Linked DNA regions of Homo sapiens: region 2 is linked to region 1. Evidence: read pairs that join two places in POLR2A ChIA-PET (ENCODE). Cell type or tissue: endothelial cell of umbilical vein. All regions are shown on one strand. Links, peaks and the distances in the headings refer to the core of each region. The heading gives the core; the rest is flanking DNA. Region 1 overlaps SULT6B1 (sulfotransferase family 6B member 1). Region 2 overlaps EIF2AK2 (eukaryotic translation initiation factor 2 alpha kinase 2).

The links. Peaks named below come from ENCODE experiments on the same cell type or tissue, not always from the same donor. Only the 100,000 strongest peaks of a DNase experiment are listed, where the experiment ranks them.
Region 2: POLR2A ChIA-PET joins it to region 1 with 5 read pairs; 3 of 35 experiments call an interaction of 5 or more read pairs at or near these places.

Annotation. Positions count from the first base shown.
Region 1 is chr2:37,179,357-37,183,751 of GRCh38, reverse strand. SULT6B1 (sulfotransferase family 6B member 1) reads left to right here. Exons shown (of 7, transcript NM_001367551.1): 3 at 238-327; 4 at 4,168-4,294. Among named protein-coding and RNA genes, the nearest start is that of SULT6B1, 7.1 kb to the left of the region's middle. In endothelial cell of umbilical vein, for the core only: no CTCF peak of the experiment used is centred there; a DNase peak (open chromatin) is centred at 1,801; H3K27ac peaks cover 1,315 bases.
Region 2 is chr2:37,120,762-37,125,156 of GRCh38, reverse strand. EIF2AK2 (eukaryotic translation initiation factor 2 alpha kinase 2) reads left to right here. Exons shown (of 17, transcript NM_001135651.3): 12 at 2,493-2,651. Among named protein-coding and RNA genes, the nearest start is that of EIF2AK2, 34 kb to the left of the region's middle. In endothelial cell of umbilical vein, for the core only: no CTCF peak of the experiment used is centred there; no DNase peak of the experiment used is centred there.

The sequences.
Region 1 (4,395 bases), core at 124-4,123:
GAATTGCTTGAACCCGGGAGGCAGAGGTTGCGGTGAGCTGAGATCGCGCCACAACACTACAGCCTGGGCGACAGAGTGAGACTCTGTTTCAAAAAAGAAAAATTGGAGGAGGAGGAGAAGATATAGTGACAGTAGTGCTAGAAACTATCACTTAGATACCAAACCTAGGAGTGATTCAACACACACACACACATGCACACACGTGCACATTTTCACCTTTTTGTGTATATTTTTAAGAGAATGAAAGGCTTTCCATCACCAAGGATTTTGGCAACTCACCTCCACTATGACAAATTACCTGGGTCTATCTTCGAGAATAAAGCCAAGGTGAGTGTCCTTTCCTACTGATAATTCTTTGAAATTTCTATGTATAGATATTAGTTTTTGGAAGTAGATCATGAGTTTGTTCCTTCTCATAGAAGCTTAATAAATGAACTGTGACATTTAGTTTTTTTGTTTTTGTTTCTTTCTTGACATATATTTGCTATAGTTGCACTCAAGTCAAATGCATTTTCAACAAGGAAATAAAACATATGCATAGAATAAAATGTATTTTATAATCTGTTTTACAGTGAATAATTTTCTGAATCCTGATAGAATATTTAGAGTGTTTCATGCACACACAAAAAATACAATTTAGTAAAATGAGAAAAAAATTGTTCCTTTCTTTCTGGTGAGCACTATTTACCTGAGGCCTAAAACTATTTTTTCAAATATATTTAAAATTTTTATAGAGACAGCATCTCACTATGTTGCCCAGGCTGGTCTCGAACTCCTGACTTCAAGAGATCCTTCTGCCACCAAGGCCTCCCAAAGTGGTGAGATTACAGGCATGGGACACCATGCCTCGCTGAAACTATTTTATTTTTGAATTTCACATGTAGTAACAAACTTCACAGCATGCATACAGAACTATATGTGCTTTGGCTGTTCTTATCATTTGTTTAAAAATGTTGTTTTATTAATCAGTATTGATATATTTCTTGTAATTACTAGTTTTTACCCAACCCTTTCTGTTTCCTCTCTCCTGGTCTCCCCTCTGTTCCTTATTTCTTGGTGCCTTTTTTCTGTCTCAGAAGAAAATGATTTGAATTAGTTACAATCAAGATTTATTTAAACTCCCTGCAGGGTGCGGTGACTCACACTTGTAATCCCAGCACTTTGAGAGGCCGAGGTGGGCAGATCACTTGAAGTCAGTAGTTCGAGACCAGCCTGGCCAACATGGTGAAACCACATCTCTACAAAAAATATTAGGTTGGTGCAAAAGTAATTGCGTTTTTTGAATTACTTTTAATGGCAAAACCCCCAATTTTTGCACCAACCTACTAAAAATAGCCAGGTGTGATAGCACGTGCCTGTAATCTCAGCTACTTGGGAGCCTGAGGCAGCAGAATCGCTTGAATCTGAGAGGCGGACGTTGCAGTGAGCCAAAATCTCGCCACTGCTCTCCAGCCTGGGCGGCAGAGCGAGACCTTGTCTCAAAAAAAAAAAAAAAAAATTTAACTTCTGCCGAATGCTAGCAAGAAGAATGGGAGAATAGTGAGGTAAGAGCAAAGAAAGGCACAACAGGAAAACTGTTAAGATGACTACAATTTCAATGGTAAGAGGCAGGAGGGGAAGCAAAATAAGAAAGGAAGAGTAGGAAAGCAAACCTTAGGGAAGTGGAGGTTTAGAATGAGCAGCTTTGTGGCTGTGATACAAGAATCCTAGTAGCTTAAAATGGGAAAATATCTTAAAGGTCATCTATGCTAATTCCCATTGAGTGTTTGAATTCCACTAAGCAGCTGGACCATGATTCAGCACCTCCAATGATAAAGATCTCCAGTATCCCCTAAGCCAGCTTTGAATAGCTCTGTTAAACAGTTTTTCCTTATATCGCGAATGTGTAAAGTCTGAAATACCATTTTAACACGTAATTTCCCCCATTGAATGCAGTTAACACATTTTTCCTTAGTGTCTCTATAATAAACAGAGCTGAAGTAATTTATAAAGCGTTGGACTTGGGGCACGCAGGCTTTTGAACAGAGTTTCACATTTGTAAGAATATAAGGGCAAGAAAAGAGCAACAGGGGCTGGATGCAGTGGCTCACATCTGTAATCCCAGCACTTTGGGAGGCCGAAGCAGGAGGGATCGCTTGAGCCCAGGAGTTCAAGACCAGCCTTGGCAACATAGTGAGACCCCTGTCTCTACAAAAAATACAAAAATTAGCCGGGCATGGTGGTGCACCGCTGTGGTCCCAGCTACTTGGGAGGCTGAGATGGAGGATTGCTTGAGCCCAGGAGGCAGAGGTTGCAGTGAGTGAGATCGCGCCACTGCACTCTAGCCTGGGTAACAGAGTCAGACCCGGTCTGAAAAACAACAAAAAACAAGAGCAACAGCAGGGAGGTAAGACGTTGACGTGGGGAATTTGTTCATACTCCAGCCAATTAGCCCTCAAATTCAAATTTATGTCTTTGTAAACTTACAGATTGCTACAAGCCAGGGCAACTGAGTGGTAGTTAAAGCCTCAAATATAAAGCCCTCAAATGGCAAGAATCTACTATATTTGGACTAGGGGGAGGGAAGAGTGTTAGATCTAAGTACAAGACAAGACCCAGACCCATTGATCTCTACTCAATTTTATCCTGTTGGTGTTAGTTAAATTCTTTAGGCAGACAAGGTATTTTGAGATCCTGATTCCCTCCCACTTTCATGTTATTTACAAATTTGGTAAATATAGCTTCTATATCTTTACCTAAATGATTCATTAAAACATTAACTATTACCCAGCCAAGAGAGTGGAAGGGCTTATTAAAAACCTCCCAGCAGGTTTACATTAGTTAATTAACTATTTATACCCAGTCAGTTTTGTTATTGTTGTTATTGTTGAGATGGAGTCTTGCTCTGCTGCCCAGGATGCAGTGAAATGGCACAATCTTGGCTCATGACAACCTCCGTCTCCTAGGTTCAACCAATTCTCCTGCCTCAGCCTCCCGAGTAGCTGAGACTACAGGTGCACAACACTGCGCCTGGCTAATTTTTGTATTTTTAGTAGCACCAGGGTTTCCCCATGTTGGCCAGGCTGGTCTCGAACTCCTGATCTCAAGTGATCCAGCCGCCTCAGCCTCACAAAGTGCTGGGATAACAGGCATAAGCCACCATGCCCAGCCCCCAGTCAGTTTCATATGCCTAACTGCTCCTGATTCTGCCTTACATTCTTACTTTTTCTGTAGGAGAAATCATAAGCTACTCCACCTACTAATCTAAAACCATGTTGAAAAAATCCAGGTGTTAGCTGACTTGTTCTTAGAGGGTCCATGTTGCCCCCTGTTGGTTACAGTTTCCTCTTTTATGTGGCCCCAAATCTTGTTTTTAGTCAATTCTAGACTTCTCCCAAATGAAAGTGAATATCACAAATCTGCACTTTGCAAAATCCACATCTTTCCCCTTTCTGAAAATGAAATGACTTCTGCCTGTTCTAGTTGTCTGGCCTCACATGTTTTCAGATTCCTCGGAATTCAGGAACATGCTGGATCATGTGTCCTCCAGTTTCCTCAGTTCTTGAAATAGAAGGCTTCAGGCCAGAAGGCTGAACTCAGAGCAGACGTGTGATCCTCTGCAATCTTTTGGTTCTCTGGGGTTTCAGTTTGTTCTTTACGATGTTTATTTCATGCTACTCATCCAAAGGAACACTTTCCTCATCAAAGAAGGCAGATATAGGAATTCAGACGTTCTGTGTCATGTACTCACCCATAAACATCATACCCAGAGAGTGGGCTTTGCCATTCTTTAATCTTCTCCTACCAACTCTAAAACATTATTTTTGTCGTCCTTAACATTATTTGCAATTTTTATTTGAGGATTTAAGCTTTCAGGTCATACTCTTGTGATTATCCTAGTGAGCTTGGTCTTTTTTTCCTTTTTACATCTTCTGTGCATCTTATTGCCTAAATTCATTTGCAAGAATCCTTTGCAACAATATCAATCTTTTTCTTCTTCTTTCTCTCCTTTCCCCAGATTTCCCCATCAGCCACCTCCTGTTCCTCAGTTTCCTACTGTCATTCTTTCTCTATATATTAACACAATTATGTAATATACGAGTGGACATGATGATATTGCTCACCCTTTTAATTTTCCAAATTTCAAAACATAGACCCAAATAAATTAACTCAATTTTTGCTCCCTAGATATTGGTGATATTTCGAAACCCTAAAGATACAGCAGTATCTTTTTTGCATTTCCACAACGATGTCCCCGATATTCCAAGCTATGGCTCTTGGGATGAATTCTTCAGACAGTTCATGAAAGGACAAGGTATGGCTGTTGGTAAAAGAATTATTCTTACTTGATCAGATGACCACATAAATGTGAAAACCCAAATGTGTTTTAGGGTAAAGGAAGAAGATTTAGGTAGA
Region 2 (4,395 bases), core at 152-4,151, 59 kb after region 1:
CCTGTAATCTCAGCTTCTCGAGAGGCTGAGTCAGAAGAATTGCTTGAACCCGGGAGGCGGAGCTTGTGGTGAGCCCAGATCATGCCATTGCACTCCAGCCTGGGCAACAAAAGCGAAACTCCCTCTCAAAAAAAAATAAAAATAAAAATAATAAAAAGAATACTATTTAGGGAGGCTGAGGTGAGTGGATCACTTGAGCCCAGGAGTTTGAGACTAGCCTGGGGCAACATGGCAAAACTCCACCTCTACAAAAAATACAGTAATTAGGCCGGTGTGGTAGCCACGCCTGTAGTCTCAGCTACTTCAGAAGCTGAGGTGGGAGGACCATTTGAGCCCAGTAGGTGGAGGCTGCAGTGAGCCATGGTCACACCACTGCACTACAGCCTGGGTGACAGAGTGAGACCCTATCTCCAAAAAAAAAAAAAGAATGTTATTCAAATTATGGATTTATATCCAAGAAGATATAAATCACAGTGTCATTCATTAACAGTAAAAAGTTAGAACAAACAAAATATCCAGCAGTAAAGAAATGAGTATATATATTTTGTTCTGTCCCCTGATCGATGGCTGTTTTGCAGCCATTAAAAATGACTGGCTGGGCCAGGCATGGTGGCTCACGCCTGTAATCCCAGCACTTTGGGAGGCCAAGACAGGCAGATCACGAGGTCAAGAGACTGAGGCCATCTGGCCAACATGGTGAAACTCTGTCTCTACTAAAAATACAAAAATTAGCTGGGCATGGCAGCGTACGCCTGTAGTCCCAGCTACTTGGGAGGCTGAGGCAGGAGAATCGCTTGAACCCAGGAGGCGGAGGTTGCAGTGAGCCAAGATCGCGCCATTGCACTCCAGCCTGGGCGACAAAGCAAGACTCTTCTCAAAAAAAATGACTGGCTGGGTGCAGTGGCTCAGGCCTGTAATCCTACCACTTTGAGAGGCCAAGGCTGGTGGATCACTTGAGGTCAGGAGTGCGAGACCAACCTGGGCAACATGGAGAAACCCTGTCTCTACAAAAAATATAAAAACTAGCCAAGTGTGGTGGTGTGTGCCTGTGGTCCTAGCTACTAGGGAGGCTGAGGTAGGAGGATCGCTTGAGCCCTAGGGGTGGAGGTTGCAGTGAGCCAACATTGCCACTGCACTCCAGCCTGGGTGACAGAGTGAGACCCTGTCTCAAAAAAAAAAGGAAGAATCTAAAATAACATTATTTTAGGATTGTCAAAGTATCAGTAATTTTTTTTATTTTTGCAAATTTGTGTCATATACTTTAAAACTTCTTGCATTAAAAAATAAAATTGTAAAATGATTATTCTTCCTCATCTTTGAAATCTCCAATTTATTTACTGCACTTAGCATGGAATTTTCTTAGGTCTTGGCAACACATCCCTGTAAAGCCTTCCACCATTTCACCTTCTCTGCATAAGTTATCCTCTTTGTGTATATTTGCCACACATTGAAAATCCTGAATTAGGTACTTCACACTGCCTGGGTTACCTAGCCTTGCTGCCTAAATGTGGTTTGCTTGTGAAATACAAAGATTTTAACACAAATCTAAGCAAAACATAATGTATGATTTAGCTATGAAAAATTGCACTGGCTGGGTCCATTGGCTCATGCTTGCAATCCCAGCACTTTGGGAGGCTGAGGCAGGTGGATTGCTAGATCCCAGGAGTTTGAGACCAGCATGGGCAGCGTGGCAAAACCCCATCTCTACAGAAAATAGAAAAAATTAGATGGGTGTGGTGGTGTGCTCCTGTGGTCCCAGCTACTCAGGAGACTGAGGTGGGAGAATTGTTTGAGGCTAGAAGGTTGAGGCTGCAATGAGCCAAGATTGTGCCACTGCACTCCAACCTGGGTGACAGAGCAAGACTCTGTCTCAATAAAATAAATAAATTAATTAAAATGACATCACTGGCATTTCAAGAGTACTACAGATGATTTTTAAATTGTCTGATGCTTGGCATTAAGTCGCTGCCTTTTATTTATTTATTTTTTGAGACAGAGTCTTGCTCTTTTGCCCAGGCTGGAGTGCAGTGGTGCAATCTTGGCTCACTGCAACCTCCGCCTCCTGGATTCAAGCGATTCTCCTGCCTCAGCCTCCCAAGTAGCTGGGATTACAGACATGCGCCACTGTGCCCAGCTAAATTTTTTGTATTTTTAGTAGAGATGGGGTTTCACCATGTTGGTCAGGCTGGTCTTGAACTCCTGACCTCGTGATCCGCCCACCTTCGCCTCCCAAAGTGCTGGGATTACAGGCCTGAGCCACCGCGCCCGGCCACTGCCTTTTATTTTATCTTGAGAGTGAGAACTGCTATGTTTTTTTTCAGTATGTTCACTTTTTCCTTTTGAATGTCCTGGCTTCCATTCTAAAACTATGTGAGAACCACAGCAATGGTTTAATAAGGGAATGTAGACAGTTGTCTATTACATGAGGTGTTTTGTGGTTGTTATGAGGGATGTACACTGACACTGCCATGTTCCCTGTTCCTTTTAACTAGGAAGGCGGAGCGTGAAGTAAAAGCATTGGCAAAACTTGATCATGTAAATATTGTTCACTACAATGGCTGTTGGGATGGATTTGATTATGATCCTGAGACCAGTGATGATTCTCTTGAGAGCAGTGATTATGATCCTGAGAACAGCAAAAATAGTTCAAGGTAACTAAAAATAAATTCTCATAGCCATAATAGGATGGAAGGAAATTGTTATTTACTATGTATGGGCCACTGGATAAGGCTATTAATCATCACGATTAATTATCACAATTCCCTCTGAGAGACACTGTTATCTCTCCATTCCGAAGGTAAGGAGAAAGTGAAAATCTCTTCCTTGCTCCTCCTCTTGCTGCAGACTTGCTCTCACAACCCTCTGTTACATCCTCAGCTGTCTGCAAAATCTCAGGTTCAGCTTTCCTGACTCCATTGTTTCATGGAGAGCCTTGTTCACGTGCCGGCTTCAGCGCAGGCTGTTTAAGTGTAGTCTTGTGAAGAGAGTTTTAACATATAGATGCTGCATCTGGGGGCTCCCTCCTCAGCTACCAACACTTTTCTGTCCCTCTCTTAGGCTGTGATTGGTGTGGTGCCGTCAGAGGGTCTCTTTGGAATGTAACTATACCACTTATGCTGGGGTGGTGGGGAGTGAAAATATTTTTAAGACCACAAGCTGAGATGGGGGCACCCTCATGTTTTATGTCAGTTAAGCCATTGCCAAACAACTGGAGATCCTAAAGAGCTGGCATCTGTCTTTGAAAGTCACCCAACCTATTATGGGGACAGTCCTCTCACTAAAATCCTGAGGCCAATGGGGTCCCATTCATTCATTTTCTCCTGCCCCACCTCCATCTCCATGTCGTGTAAGTGAGAACATTATCATCAGTTCAGGAGTTATTGACCGTCAGCATACAGGACTTCAGCTTTCAGCAAATTCTTGGCTACCTCTTCCTGTTTTCAAGCTGACATATATACAAAGAATATAAATGAATATTGAGGCTAACTTAATTCAGAAAAAAAATAAAACGTGGTTAGCAAAAAAAAAAAAAAAAAAAATCAAGCCTCCAATTTATGTATCTTAGTAATTTGTTGGCACTTCTCTTAGAGTACCTTCCCTATTGTTTTAGGTTTGCTTTCCCTTTACTCTCTCCTATTAGACTATTATCCCCGTGACGGCAAGGATATAGTGTCTAACTGATTTTCTCATCTCTAGGTGCCTTTCATGCTTAGTAGATCAATGGTGAATTAAAAGGTTTCAAAGTTACTTTATATAATAATGAAATTTAGTTTCCTGCATTGTATTCATGTTCCTATTTCTATCTGTTAGCAATGGTGATTGCAGATCTTCAGCAATGAAGAATGGGTGGCTCATTTTTTTTTTCTTCTCGTTTTTTTTTTTTTTTTTTTTTTTGAGACGGTGTCTCGCACTGTCGCACAGGCTGGAGTGCAGTGGTGCAATCTTGGCTCACTGCAAGCTCTGCCTCCCGGATTCACAGTATTCTCCTGCCTCAGTCTCCTGAGTAGCTGGGACTACAGGCGCCCGCCACCACGCCCGGCTAATTTTTTGTATTTTTAGTAGAGACGGGATTTCACCGTGTTAGCCAGGATGGTCTTGATCTCCTGACCTCGTGATCCACCCGCCTCGGCCTCCCAAAGTGCTGGGATTACATGCGTGAGCCACCGCGCCCGGCCTCTTCTTTTTTTTTTTTTGAGACAGAGTCTTACTCTATCGCTCATGCGGGAGCACAATGGCGTGATCTCAGCTTACTGCAATCTCTGCCTTCTGGGTTCAAATGATTCTCGTGCCTCATCCTCCCGAGTAGCTGAGACTACAGGTGCCGCGCCACCACACCCAGCTAATTTTTGTGTTTTTAGTAGAGATGGGGTTTCGCCATGCTGCCCAGGCTGGTCT